Linked DNA regions of Mus musculus: region 2 is linked to region 1. A link is a contact called in ENCODE Hi-C or POLR2A ChIA-PET data. All regions are on one chromosome and are shown on one strand. Each heading gives the region's core, a stretch centred on a gene start or an enhancer-like site at or near the end of the contact. The rest is flanking DNA. Distances are from core to core; before and after follow the strand shown. Region 1 holds the start of Psmb3 (proteasome (prosome, macropain) subunit, beta type 3). Region 2 holds the start of Plxdc1 (plexin domain containing 1).

Region 1 (6,961 bases), core at 1,225-3,724:
AAACCCTAACCCCTTTGAGGGGTGTGTCTTAGCTCCTCAAAATTGACATTAAAAAGATTACCATCTGTCCCAGTCCTAACTGCGAATTTCAGTCACAACATGCCCACAATAAGAACTATTTGTGAAATGTCACAGCTGTGCACTAGACTAGATGTTAGTGTGTTCGCATGTTCCCTCAGTAACCATAAAGTTCCGGGATCCTCCACAGATCCAAAGCCCAGCGGGGCCAGTTTCTTATATGAAATGGCACTATTTCTAAATCACATTTTTTGTTTTCTGTTTGTTTGTTTTGGTTTTTCAAGACAGGGTTTCTCTGTAACCCTGGCTGTCCTGGAACTCACTTTGTAGACCAGGCTGGCTCAGAAATCCACCTGCCTCTGCTTCCCAAGTGCTGGGATTAAAGGCCTGTGCCACCACCGCCTGGCAGCATCCGTAATGACAAATTAAAAAAAATAATAATTAAAAAAAAAAATATATATGGTTGGAGCGAGCCAGGCCAAAGCAAGAGAGAGAAGGGAAAGGGGTGGGAAATGAAAAATTAAAAAAAAAATAGAAAAATAAATAAAAAATAAAAAGGCACTGGAGAGATGGCTCAATGGGTAAGAGCACTGGCTGCTCTTCCACAAAATTCAAGTTCAATTCCCAGCCCCTACAAAGCACCTCACAACTACAGTTCTGGGCAAACCCAACACCCCTTTCTGGCCTCCTGGGGGCACAACATGAAGCTGGTGCGCAGACAGACATGTGGTCAATCATCCATACATATAAAATAAATCTTTTAGATATTAATAGTAATAACAATACAGAACATGAGGGCTTGGGTTTGAGGATGTAACTCAATAGCATATCATGTGCTTAAGCTTTCAAAATCCTGGTTTCAATTTCTAGTACCAGGGTTGGGGGTCAGGGCAAGACTTGACTCTTGACCTCGATGCTCAGTGAATCAATGAATGAGTCTTTCTTCAGCAACTCACAGCATCCCATCCTTGAGATGGTGGGATGGGTCAGTGGGCAGTAACACCTACGCCAGGCCTAAGCAGCTCAATGCCTGGAACCACATGATGGAAAGGCAAAACCAACTTCTGCAAGCTGTCCTCTGACCTTCACACAGGGCTGTGGAACCCGGGCATACAAACAATAAAATGATAATAATAATAATAATAAATGTAGAGGCTGGAGAGATGGCTCAGGCATGAAGAGCACTGACTGCTCTTCCAGCTTTCTATCCCCAGCACCCACATGGTGGCTCACAACCACCTGTAATTCAAGCTGGGTCATGAGGGTTGCTGGGGGGGAAGGTTGTCCAACAATCTCTTCTAGCCTCTGCAGTCACTGCACACATGTGGTGCACAGACACACATACACGTAAAATAATAATCAATGAATTGTGTTTTTAAAGTTCCCACCACCAACCACAGCGATCAGAACCAGCACACTGGGGCCATCACAGACAACCCGTTTCCCCTCTCAGACCCTCCCATCACTCAAATCACATAAGCACTGTCAACTAGGTAAGTAAAGTGGGCAGTTAAAACCCAACAGCTCATCATGGTTAGTTATCGTTCGGTATGTCTGCTTTGCCAGCCGCCTACTGGTTTAGCGAGTGCCCACGGTCTTTAGAAAGACCTACAGTAGGATTCTGGCTGACGTTCATTACTGTGCATCTTGAAGGAAGGTCTCAATTTTTTTTTCAATTGCAGAATGAGACGGCTCGCCAGTAATATTAAGACGGTGATTAAGGGACTCCCTAACAAAAATGCTTCTTCACAAAGAGCAGAGCACAAGGTAATGCCAGAAAAACATAGGTTAGGACCCATCTCCGTAACGCTGTGGTGTTCAGCTGAGTCTCACACTCAATCGTGGCTTTTGGCAGATGGCTGATATCGGGCTGCTCAACGAAGAAACCTGGGTGAAGGTGGGGCTGGAGACACTTACACTGTCTGGACGTCAGTGGCCAGGCCGGCCAGGCCTATGTAGAGCCTGTCACCCATGGGAAAGATCTTCTGGAAGTCCGTGGTCACCATCTGGGCCTGGATCCCGAAACGTCTGTCTGCAGCGATGGCCACACAGTTCTTTCCCTTCATGGCCATGACGGCCCCTCCATTATAGGACATAATAGACTGGGGACAAACAAATCAAGGGGCTCAGTTCGTGGAGCTAAGTGGGACCATAACCTTCACATCAGTTCTGGTCCCCAAAGCTCATATACCCGTGCCCTCCACTCCGGAGGAGCCAGGACGCCAGGAGCTCCAGCCCTGAGATGGGCCCGGTGGGGCACCCAGGAACCGCACTCATCTGCACGGTACTCCCATGTGCATTCTACTGACCACCAGGCTCTCCCCGTCCCGAACCCAAGCACTACTCGTCCTTGCTTTCAGTTCCCATCCCAGACTCCTTTCCTTACTCCCCGATCTCACCATGATTGCGCTGGAGTGGAAGCCCGATCCCCACAGCGTTGCCTGCAAACCGGCTCTGGCTTTCTCAGGGTCAACGCTCTTGCCGAATCCTCCCCATTGGCTGGCGGGCCGACTCGGATTGACTAGTTCAGCTTTCTATTGGACACTCATGCCGTCAGTCACAAATATGCATAGTTTGGTTGAGACACCAAAACGGAGGTATGGAAAGCGGAAAGTGAAAAGTCACTGTGAGTGCGGAAGAGCCTACGGTCCGGGGCATGTTGGGATCTTGGCGGACCTGGAGTTCGGGCCATCCCGTTTAGGGGCGGAGTTTGCAACACGTGGGCTTGGGACAGGCCTTGTGGGGCTGGTGCTGTAAGCAGAGTAGGTAAGCTGGCGCTTACCGTGGTGCTGCAGGAGTTAGGCATTTTACTCAAGCTACCCGACTTCCAGTGTTCATTCACAAATCCTTACTGTTCACCGGGATTTTTGCAGGCGCCAATTAACCTATCGGCACCGAGTATACCGAAGGCGCCCATTCTTTGCAGAATGGGAAGATCGTGCCGAGGGTTCGTGCTAGGAGGGTTTAGTTCCAGAATGGAGCTTTTGTTTTGTTTTACGGGAGTGAGCTACAGGTTGTTCAGCGTTTGGAGTCTCTCACTCCCAATCCCTGCTGGCCGACAGACGTAGCCCTAAGTCTCTGTTCACTCTACAAAGGAACGTTCTGTGCCACATCCTAGACACTGACCGAGGATAGCCTGGGCCAACGGCTCCAGGGCAGCCCAGGTGGGACGTGTGCATCCCTTGCTTTCCCTTCCCTTGCACAACCACTGTTCCCTCCGCCACAGCCTCGATTCGCTGTTCTTCGAGATCAGATTTTGTTCCGCTGGGTTTCTAAGCTACTGTAACTGCTTGCGTCGTGACTGGTCTTGCGCCATATCGGCTCAGTACTATTGACTCGGCTCTCTGCCTCACAAACAACTGTCACCGTCTCTGTGGCGCAATCGGTTAGCGCGTTCGGCTGTTAACCGAAAGGTTGGTGGTTCGAGCCCACCCAGGGACGGTCTCGGCCTTTTTTTTTTTTTTTTAAATCGCAAATGCTCCAAAGCCACATTCGGTACCGAGGTACCAGAAGCAATAATTGTGATACACCAACCCAGATGGTCACTGTATTTAGAAATCCGTCTATGGTCAGTGAATGGATCTATCCCTAACGTCTCCTCACCACCTCTCACTATTCTTTCTCCCAATCAGGATGACAGAAAGGCAAAGCCAAGTTTCTGTCTCACTGCCATGTTTAACAATGCAATTTTCCTTGGATTAAGAATAAATTTTGCTGCGGAGGTTGGACAGCTTCCCATTGTCTGCATCAGTGGACGATAGCAACTTGAAAGAGGAAATCTGTCCCGGTGGATGGAAACAGTCAGGAAAAAAACCACAGGAACAAAGTGAGGGATAAAAGAGTGGAAGGAGGAAGAACCTAGCTGTGATCTACAGAGAAAGGCATACCATGAGGGGGCCTAAGTAGACAGTGCGGAAGATGGGGAAATAAATACAGAGATCAACAAAGGGCATCGTTTGCAAGAGGGAGAGGTGTAAGGGACACAGAAGTAAAGCTACACAAAAGCAAGAAGGAACGACTCTCTCTAACTAGTGCCACCATTTAAAAGGGATTTTCTCCTTGCTCTTGTTTCCGATGGCAACAGATGCCCGTTGGTCCTTGCCTTGATGTTCTGGGTTCCTGTTCTCTGGGAACCTCTGATTTCTGACTGCTCACTACGTGTGGCAATCAACTAGAGGACAGGGTAAGCTACAGACTTGGTGGAAAATAAGCGCTCTTCATGTTCGCTGAGCACACTGGAGAAGGTGGGCAGGAGGAAGATGTGCAAGGGACTCTTTCCATCCGTTCTCTAGACATTTGGCTCAAAGGAAGTCTCTTGTGGACTCCCTCTTCTATGTTTGCAGATCACCTGGCGCTTCAAACATGGAGAAGGGACTTTTCCAGCTTATTGCCCTCGCTGGCCCTGCTCGGTGTCAAAGCCCAGCTTACCTACTGTGCCTAAAACAGTACTTGCCGTTGGCACAGAGAACTTTCGATGTTGGGACAGTTAAGTCAGCGGCTCTCCCGATGAACCACAGGGATTAGCAATATCCCAGCATAGATGATTTATTGGAGTCTTAGTGGGTGGTGGGTCTTCAGTGTGTCCCTACTCTCCAGCGGTTTCCTTGGAACTGGACCTTAATAATTGAGGAGCAAATGGATACCCACCCCAATAAACAAAAGGTAGCCAGGCAGTACCCTTCACGTTGAGCAATTGTGTTTGCTCTAGCAGAGTTCAAGATGCTGGGACACATGGGCCGTGATGACAGTGGGCGTGTCTAACTCGAGACCCCTTTCCACAGTAGCCTGTGAGCTCGTGGTACCCGATGTAGGGATTGGGAAGCAAGTGACCGATCCTCCCGGGGCCTCTTCCGCTCCCACTTGGACCACCCGATCTAAGCGGAAATCTCTTGCCTTTCCTTTACACCGTCATTCGGCTCTGCAGGCTGAGAGCTGAGGCTGGTGGGGTCACTGGGCGGACAGACTTCACAGGGCTCCTGATAAGCGGTCCAGTGTATAAAAGCACTCACTTCGGGACTGCTTTAGGCTTGGAACAAGGAGAGGAGGCAGGCTCGACAAAGATTCGTTCCTTACTCGAGCCAACCCACCAGGCGCTTAAAGGCTTTTCAGGCCGGATAATCGAGCTCTTTGGAGGGACAGTCACAGTGGCCACCCCCCAATAAATCATAAGTAACGAATCAGCGAAATCGAGCGACCTATTGAGGTCCACGGTTCTTGTGGTAACGCAGAATCGATTCGCTTCCTTGGCGCCGTCTCTTCTAGCTCTCCTTCCTACTCTGCCCGGGGCCCGGAGCCGCTGGGGACCGGAGAGCGAGCGCTGGGTGGAGCCGAGGGCGACAGTCGGAGTGGGCTGGCACCAGCCACCTTCGCGCTCGCCGGCCCCTCCGCGGCCGCGAGGGAGGCGCACCGGCGGCGAAAAGGCGCGCGTCCTCTCTCGACTCCTCGCTTCCTATTGCGTCGGGGCCTCTCGAATTCGGCTAGTTATTGTGTCTCTGGCTCGGCGCCCGAGTTCGTGTCTCGGGCTGCTCTCCCCGCCCCGGACTGCGTTCCATTCTTCTCCGCCCGAGCACGCTGAGCGCGCCAGCCTCGGCCACAGCCAAGCCCCGAGGCCACCGTGCGTTTCCCGCGAGGTGCGAGGACCCCGAATCGGTGTGGGGAGGCGGTGAGGTCACGCTCGGGGGGGGATCACACACGCACTTAGGAATCCCAAGGGATTCAGCTGGAGTGAGCGAACCTCACTCGGACGCGTGGCCAGCGGCGCCGCGTCCCCCGCCCAAGCGCCCTTTGGTAGCGGCGACGCACCGGGTGCCGCGAGACACATTTCCGCCCAGTCTGCATCTCACCATTTTCCAAGCTCCCCAGCTAGGGTAGGGATCGCAGAGTCGGTGGAAGTGGGGAGAACACACTTATTTTAGGAGGAGGTGGTGGTTTCATGACTGAAGGTAACACAATAGGACCTTTCCTCCGGGTTCAAGGGATCTGCTTGGATAAGAGGTGGTCTCCTCTTGGTTTGGGGGAAGCCCAGCGCAAGGCGGTGGGGAGCAGCTGAGCTAGCCTCTCCCCCTCCTCTTTCCCTCTCTGCAAACATCCTGAAGGAATGAGGTCACGTGGGTGAGTAGTGGGCGGGACCTACTCTTGTCTGGAGGAAAAAAGCCATTTTGCCCCCCCCCACGGCCCCTCCCCTCCCCTCTGGTCCCCTCCCCTCCCCAAGCTGCTCTTACAAACTCCTTTCTTATCATAGGTTTCTCCCCTCCCGCCGACCGAGCGAGCGACAGGGCTGTGGTCCCCCTCCCCTCCCTTCCCTCCCTCCCTCCCATCCCCCCCTCCCCGAGACCCACCGGACCCCGAAGCCAGGTAAGCGGACGCCGACTCGCGCTTGCCTCCTTGCTACCTCGTAAGCGTCTAGGGCTGGCGACCGGGACCCGTTCACCTTTCCCCGCAGACCCCAATGGGAGCCGGGAGCCCCGGCCTGGCCTGCCGCCCGCGTCCCTTCCCGCCCCGCCAGCCGCTGTCCAAGCTCGCCCGGTCCGCCTTTCTTTCTCTCGTTCCCGGTCTCTCTCTCTTTTTTTTTCCTTTCCTCCCTTCCAAGATGGCCGAAGTGGATTCCCCCTCTTAACGATTTGGAGTCTCCCTCGACCACCTCCTCTTTGTGCAGCAGCCCCCTGCTAAGACCCTGCTTGCGAGGTATCGAGGGGGAGGGTCCGGGCGGCCACGAGGGCTTTGGGGACATACGCTAGGGTGGGTCTCGCCCCCCCCTCCGCCCCCGACCCGAGGATCTCCACAAGCTGGAGCAGACTGTGGCTCGGCCCCTTCGAGTCGGGCAAGGGTCGCCTCCCGAGTGGGCAGTGAGCGTGGTAGACGCGCGAGGACTTGAGGCCCGGAGGAAGGGGACTTGGCTTTCTGGTGGCCGAGGGAGGGCGCCCTAACTCCTGGGGTCGGGATC
Region 2 (6,961 bases), core at 933-3,432, 280 kb before region 1:
TGGAAGCAGAAGGTAGGGACAAGTAAGCGTGAGTGTGTAGAAGGGAGAGAGAAGCCGCGGCGGAATTGAAGAGTGGGATCCGCCCAGAGGAGCGCTGGCGTCGCCTCTATCTTCTGGAGGACGTATTTTTCTGCCTTTGGAAGGAATCTCAGATCATCAGGAAACAGCTTTTGTTTTGAAGCTAGTAATCTGGTAGGTCAGGTCCTCGTGTTTCTTGATAACTTCGAATCAGTCTTCCCTTTTAAAGACGCTTTAGTGCGCCTGCGCTAGACTAGCACCAAGTAGTAACTGACGCAAAGCTACCGGCAGAGGGGGTATAGCTCAGTGGTAGAGCATTTGACTGCAGATCAAGAGGTCCCCGGTTCAAATCCGGGTGCCCCCTAGCAGGCTCACTCTTTTCTTTGGAAGACCTTATTACGTCCCGCATATTTTTATGGCAATATTTCCATCGCCAACTCCCAAACAGTCAGGGAGCGGGGACGGTGGTAAGGAACTGGGAATTTTCAGGGCAGTGGCTCTCCGAATGTGACTAGCACCACGGGACTTGGGCTCGTGCTAGACATGAAGATTCTTGGCCTCCTCTCTGACCCAGTGAACTATCCCTGGGTGGGGCTAGAAATATGCGTTCTGAGAAGTACTTCCCGTGCATGCTCAAGTTCTAGAGGCTTACGGTTAGAAACTTGTCCACGCCATTTGCTTCTAATATTTCCAAGTTGTTGCTTTTGCCTGAGCCCCAATACAAGACTTTATGGAGAACGGGCACCGAGACTGACCGCGCACGACGACACCAGAATTGAGGCTGGAGGTCCATCTTGGAACACTATAGAGGCCCTTCGCGGCGCCTGCGCGGGCAGTCTCTTAACTCTTCAAGAGATCAGCTAAACGGCAGCCCCGTGGCTCATCACGGGTCCACTGGGTGGCGGTAGGAGGCCACATCTGGAAGGGACGGTTTCTTCGATACCCCAGAGGCTGTCCTGGGAGAATTCAGGCAAGGAATTAGAAAGTCAATGGCTGGCTAGGTTTGGTGGGCTCACCTCTGTAATCCCTTCAATAAACTGAAGAGTGATCGTGAGTTCGAAACCAACCTGGTCGACGGCGTTAGTCCTTACCTGGAAAACTAACAAAAGTCCCTTTGGTTGCGGGGCTTGCCTTGGCTCATAGTATTACATAATATTATATTGAGGTCTTGGGGAGACCACCTCTAGGTTTTTGGACCCAGAGGAGAGTGACACTGGGATTCATTTCCTTTCTTGGTCCTTCTTTTGACCTCAGTGCCAGGCCACTCACCTACTTAAGCCCACACTCTACTTCTGTCCCCAGCTGCAGCCTTCTTCTGGGGATAAGTCCCAGGAAGCAGTCTCTGCACCCTTTCTTTCCGCACTCTCCAGGTCCCCTACACAGAGGAAGCCAGGGGCCCCTCAGTCCTCTCCACTCTCTAGGCCCCAGTTCTTCTCCTTCCCATGAAGTAGGTCACAGGCACCTTCGTGCCTTGACCTGATTCCATGCCGTCTATTAAATCTCCTAAATTGCGGGTATTTTTATTCCATACTTGAAGGGGGTGGGGTGGGGGGGAAGTGCCCTATTCCCAGAGTCCGGTAAAGTGTGGTGGCAGTGGGCGCCACTTCTGGCTCTGGGTCTATCTTGGACTGATCTGGCCTTTCTGTGGAAGGGGCACCGAGCTGTTTCAAAGTGGGAATGTGCCAGTCTCGAGCACCTACATGTCTGCTGGACGGGAGGGGGGTGTGGGTGTGGGATGGAATGGGGTGGGGTCGGTGCTGGAGATGGGCTGTGAAGCAGTCAACTGGGGAGACGCAATTCGTGCCTCTTCTGGGGTAGAAGCTGGGGGGCGGGGGGGGGGGGCGCGGTTCGACTGCGGGAGATTCCTGGTGCGTGTCTGTGTGTGCACTTATGTAGAACACCAGGAAGCCACAGAAGTACAAGGACTAGCTCAGAAAGTCGCATGCTCTTGGGATGGGTGGTGGGAGCCAACGGCCCAAGTAGGGGCGCTTCCTGGGGCCCTTCACCTCGGCCTTTTACTTAGGTTTCTGGGGCAGCGGGGTTCTCTCGGTAACCAGAGATGTCCCGGCGCGGTCCCGGGTCCCGTGGGGTGCGGCGCGGAGCTCCGGGAGGCGGGGACCCCAGCGTTGCGCCCCGCCCTCTGGGTTCTCCCGCCCGCGCTCCCCAAGGCCGCAGCGCCGTGCTTCGCTCGCCCTGCCCGCTCCGCTCCCGCTCCCCGCTCGCCCAGCCCGGGGCTGCTCCCTCTGCAGCCGCCGCCGCCGCCGCGCAGACCCGGAGGTCGTCCGCGCCCACCATGCGAGCTCAGCTCTGGTTGCTGCAGTTGCTGCTACTCCGCGGGGCCGCGCGCGCGCTCAGTCCCGCAACACCCGCAGGTAGGACGCGCGGCCAGGGCAGGTGCAGACCCGCCAGCGGGACCTGGGTCCTGTCCTCAGGACGCCAGGGATAGGGGACAAGGACCCTACTTTCTCTGTGTGCGCACAGAGGGTGCGCACCTCCTACTGCTGTCGGAAGGACGTGGAGGGACCCAGGCCGGGGTCTCCAGAATAGTCACAGGGACCGGCGATCATTTCAGAGAGGCGTTTGCTTTTCTTTTCCATGCTCTTCCCTGCTGCCTCTCTCAGCTGCTCTAGGTGGGGTCCCAGTTGGGCTTGTGACTGCGTGGGAGTCGCCGGAGGATGGGAGACATCCTGGCACCAGCCTGGCCGTCTAACTTGCTTCCCCTACCTATTGCGTACTGGTGGAGAGGCAGGGACCCCAGGAAAAAGCAGCCAGCTGCTCCCCGATCTCCCAGGGTCAAGGGTTCCCTTCTCCCCCCTGCTAGGTTCTGCTCGGTTCTCAGTTGCACAGGCTGAGCATGGAGGTAAGGGGGTGAGGGTGGAGGAGGAGCTTCCATTCTGCACACTCCTCTTTCCTCTAGACCAGTTTCTCAAGCCATTTCTTCCTCTTGAGGTCCTTTCAGGGATCTACTTTGAATCCCTCACGTTATCAAGAAAGGCCGTTTTTAAAAATATATATGGTTTAGTTTCTGCACCCAGGCTTTCTCGGGGAGGTGGGGGCTGGGAATAAGGGTGATTTCACAAGCTCCTTAAAAGGGAAGTGAGTGTCCCACTTGCTGTTGTGTCAGCATAGTGCCTAACTGTGTTCTTGACTTTGATGGTCACGGTAGGTAGGTAGTCCAAATGAATCTGGGTTGGGATGAGATGGTATGAGTGGAGGATGCTGGTGGTGACTGCGGGGGTAGAGGACAGAGAAGTCACATGTCCAGAGACTAGTGTGGACCCATCGGTGTCCATGGTGGCTCCCACAGAAGGTAGCTGAGCACTTAGCTTTTAGTTCTGTTGTCTCACTTGCTGTGTGACCTTGGGCGAGTTACTTACCCAAGTTACTTTCTCTGGGCTCAGTTTTTGATGTATAAAAAGAGGTTCTTGACTAAATCTTTGGCTCTTGAAGGTGGAGTTATGAAAGATTATTTTTCCCCCTTAAGATATTCTTTACTTCTCGGACAGGTACAGGCAACTGATAATTTATCTTAAAATGGTAACTAGAAAGGGACTGAGTGGGTTAAGTCCCGAGTCCTTTTCAGCCTTAGGCTGGTGTGTTTCCTGAACTCAGATATGGCTGGGTTGATGAGGGATTTGGGCCGAGGAGAGGGTTGAGGAAGGGAGCTGGCTACATCAGGGGACCCAGAGACAAGTGTCACTTTTGTAAGTACAGACTACTTAGCCGTCTCTGCTTTTAGATTCATCTGGAAGACATCGGGCATCTGCAGCAAGTGAGATTGAGGTTAGACCCTAGGAAGCTGTAAAAAGCCGTCAGGGCAATTGTTGACTCATCCCAGGTTGGGCTGGGTTTGGTAGTAAGGTTTTGTAGAGGCCATCTGAGGATGTGGGGGAATGGGGAAGGCTGGGAGGGGTCCTTCATGGAGACTGGCTGCTTGCTCTGTATGATAGAGCCCCTGAGGTCAATGAGGGGGTGGGAGTGGGGGACCCAAGGAGGCCTAGCTCCACCTGGGGCAATGGTGTCCCCATCAGGGCTGGTGTTCCTCCATCCCTACAGTCTTGTTCCCATCATCATCCTTACAAGGGACACAGGAGGCATCGATGACCTGAAGAAGGAAGGAGTCTACTGAGGAGAGCCCAGAAGCAGCCTGTAGTCAGGCAGAGAGGAAGATGGCCTCCAGGCCCAGGAAGGGGTCACTGATGGTCTGGTCCCAGAGAAACCAAAGACATCCAGGATACACACAGAAGGGAGAATCTTTCAGGCAGCCATTTTGGAAACTCACAAGCAATCCCTGCAGTCACCTATGTTCTGAGCCAAGGTTGCTTGTCTCTAGAGTCAGGGCCAAACAGATGTTTTGTAACCCAACCAACCTTAATCTGCTTTCAGTTTCCTCCTTGCCCACCAGGGGCCTCCCAATAAACTAATATACTGTTGACTAAAATTCAGATTCCTCACAATGGTTTCTGGGATTGCTGCTCTTCCTGTCAGCTGCAGGCTTCCCTCCTCAGAGAGATCTACCCTGCTGGGAGGGCCTGGGCAACCACCATACTGTCCTGGTTCACTGGGCTGTGTCTACGGGAAGACATGCAGAGTGTTTGTGCTCAGGACCATGCCCTCCTGTCACTGAGAACTCCTCCACACCCCCACCCCCATCCCCCACACCCCCACCTTGTGTGGAAATCTGCTTAATAAATGTGTGTGGGAAAGCTGGGCACGGTGGGCCACACTGAGAGCAAGGCCACTTGGAGGAAAAAGGATCTCATGTTCAAGGTCATCTTCGGCTACATAGTGAGTTCAAGGCCAGCCTCCTACACAAAGCAGCCAGGTGACCCTGTTTAAACAAAACTGAACCCTTGGGGTAATCCTCAGAAAGCAGAGCCCCATCCCCCACCTCACCCCACCCCACCCCTTCTGCTACTTTGTGTCCCTTTTTCTTGTGCACCCTTTTAATCTCCAAGGTGAAGGGCAGGGTCTCACCAGGAGGGGCTTTATATCAGGAGGTGGGATTTGTTAGGCCTGGGACAACCTTGTGTGACCTTGTATGAAGCAAAGACCAGGACTTGGAGGCACAGTGTCATGTAGCCCCGGCTGGCTTTGAACTCACTTGTAACTGAGGATGGCCCTGACTTTCTGCCTCCACCCGACAGCACTGGGTAATGGGATTCCAGGCGTAACGCCATCATGTCATGTTAATAGAGCCCTGGAGAATTGAACCCAGAGCTTCTGGCATGCTAGGTGACATGCGAGGTGAGCACTCTACCAACTGAGCTACAACTCCCCCGAGCGCTGCCTGGGAGGTTGGTCTTGCCGGCTGGTTTGTGTAGATGGTTTGCTGAAGATTCAACCTAGCAAGTGATAGAACTGTTCTCACCTCATCTTGTCTGTCAGAGACGGAGGCTTCCAGAGTCTGTAAACTGTGGCATTCTGGTTCAAGGTTGGGCCTCCAGCTTGGTGGCAAACCTGTCTTCTGTCAGTGCTGTGATAGAACATCGATGGTCTCCAGCAGGGCTGTGCCCGAGGGAGGGTCTCAGTCCTAGAGGCTGGGTGCTGAGTTTCTCCCTCCTCCTGCCAGCCTCCCACCCCCTCCACTCACGGGTGCCTCCTGAACACTGGTCCTTGCAGTGCCCAGAATTCTAGATGCAGAGGTGACCAAGGACATGACAGTCCAGGAGGCCGGCTTGGGTGGTGCCCTTGGCATCTGGGTGAGGAGGAGAGAAGCGTCAGGGAGACTTTTTGAAGCAACGGCATCTTGTCAGATTTGAAGGATGAGGAGAAGCTCACGGGGAAGCGGGTTACTTAGGAGCACAGCGTTCTTGGCTGAGAAGACTTTGTGAATCTATGGTGGCTGAATGGCAGGCCTAGGTCCTAGAGGGCCAGGAGGGATGTGAGAGAAAGAGAAAGCAGAACCTGGCCGTAAGGGCCCTGGGATCAGCTCCAGGGGTGTGGTGAGAGGGACGCAGGAATGATGGACCACATGGGCATAAGAGCTCTCAGATCAGCTGCAGGGGTGCGGTGAGAGGGACGCAGGAATGATGGACCACATGGGCATAAGAGCTCTCAGATCAGCTGCAGGGGTGTGGTGAGAGGGACGCAGGAATGATGGACCACATGGGCATAAGAGCTCTCAGATCAGCTGCAGGGGTGTGGTGAGAGGGACGCAGGAATGATGGACCACATGGGCATAAGAGCTCTCAGATCAGCTGCAGGGGTGTGGTGAGAGGGACGCAGGAATGATGGACCACATGGGCATAAGAGCTCTCAGATCAGCTGCAGGGGTGCGGTGAGAGGGACGCAGGAATGATGGATCACATGGGCATAAGAGCTCTCAGATCAGCTGCAGGGGTGCGGTGAGAGGGACGCAGGAATGATGGATCACATGGGCATAAGAGCTCTCAGATCAGCTGCAGGGGTGCGGTGAGAGGGATGCAAGAATGATGGATCACATGGGTCTTCCATGCGGCTTGCTCTAGCTCGAGTGTGTGGGCAACTGGCTCTAGGGCATACCGGGTGGAAGGTGAAATGGATACCCAGAGAGAGCATCAGCAGTCAGAACAATATGGAGGCAGTATGGCTAGCTTGAGTTGGGTCAGGCCCCGGGTGGTGCAACCCAGTTCCTCCTCAGCCCTGCTCACACTGCAGCAGGGCTGTGCCAGATCAGGGGCTGGGGGCATGATCCTTGTACTCCTCTATATACAGTCCTGGCTGACCCAAAACTAGCTCTGTAGGCCAGGCTGGCCTTGAACTCACAGAGCTCTGCCTGCCTCTGCCTCCTGAGTGCTGAGTTTAAGGGAGTGCTGCTACGCTTGGCCATACTGCACTGTGCTCTATGGTTCTGCCAGACTGAAGCCGGCCGGCCTTAGTTCCAGTCCTGCCATGGAATGAGTGGGTGAGCCAGAGGCGGGTTGTTAGCCTTGTTTTATAAAACAGATCTAATGCTAGTGCC

What was found. A loop is a pair of places that touch in the nucleus more often than their neighbours do. ChIA-PET counts read pairs that join two places held with the same protein, here RNA polymerase II (POLR2A).
Region 2: a map of heart shows a loop between it and region 1 (2.6-fold over the local background). The contact joins the promoter of Plxdc1 here to the promoter of Psmb3 in region 1. A Hi-C loop is called at or near these places in 3 of 37 maps with a recorded cell type or tissue (heart and regulatory T cell). POLR2A ChIA-PET finds 5 or more read pairs at or near these places in 2 of 5 experiments (Patski and embryonic stem cell).

What each region holds. Positions count from the first base shown.
Region 1 is chr11:97,698,947-97,705,907 of GRCm38, reverse strand. Psmb3 (proteasome (prosome, macropain) subunit, beta type 3) reads right to left here and starts at 2,474. Exons shown (of 6, transcript NM_011971.4): 1 at 2,418-2,474; 2 at 1,936-2,120. The coding sequence starts at 2,420. It overlaps n-TNgtt8 (a tRNA gene), which reads left to right and starts at 3,386; the gene lies at 3,386-3,459. It overlaps Pcgf2 (polycomb group ring finger 2), which reads left to right and starts at 6,260. Exons shown (of 10, transcript NM_001163308.1): 1 at 6,260-6,372.
Region 2 is chr11:97,981,667-97,988,627 of GRCm38, reverse strand. Plxdc1 (plexin domain containing 1) reads left to right here and starts at 2,182. Exons shown (of 14, transcript NM_028199.3): 1 at 2,182-2,390. The coding sequence starts at 2,312. n-TCgca55 (a tRNA gene) reads left to right here and starts at 311; the gene lies at 311-382.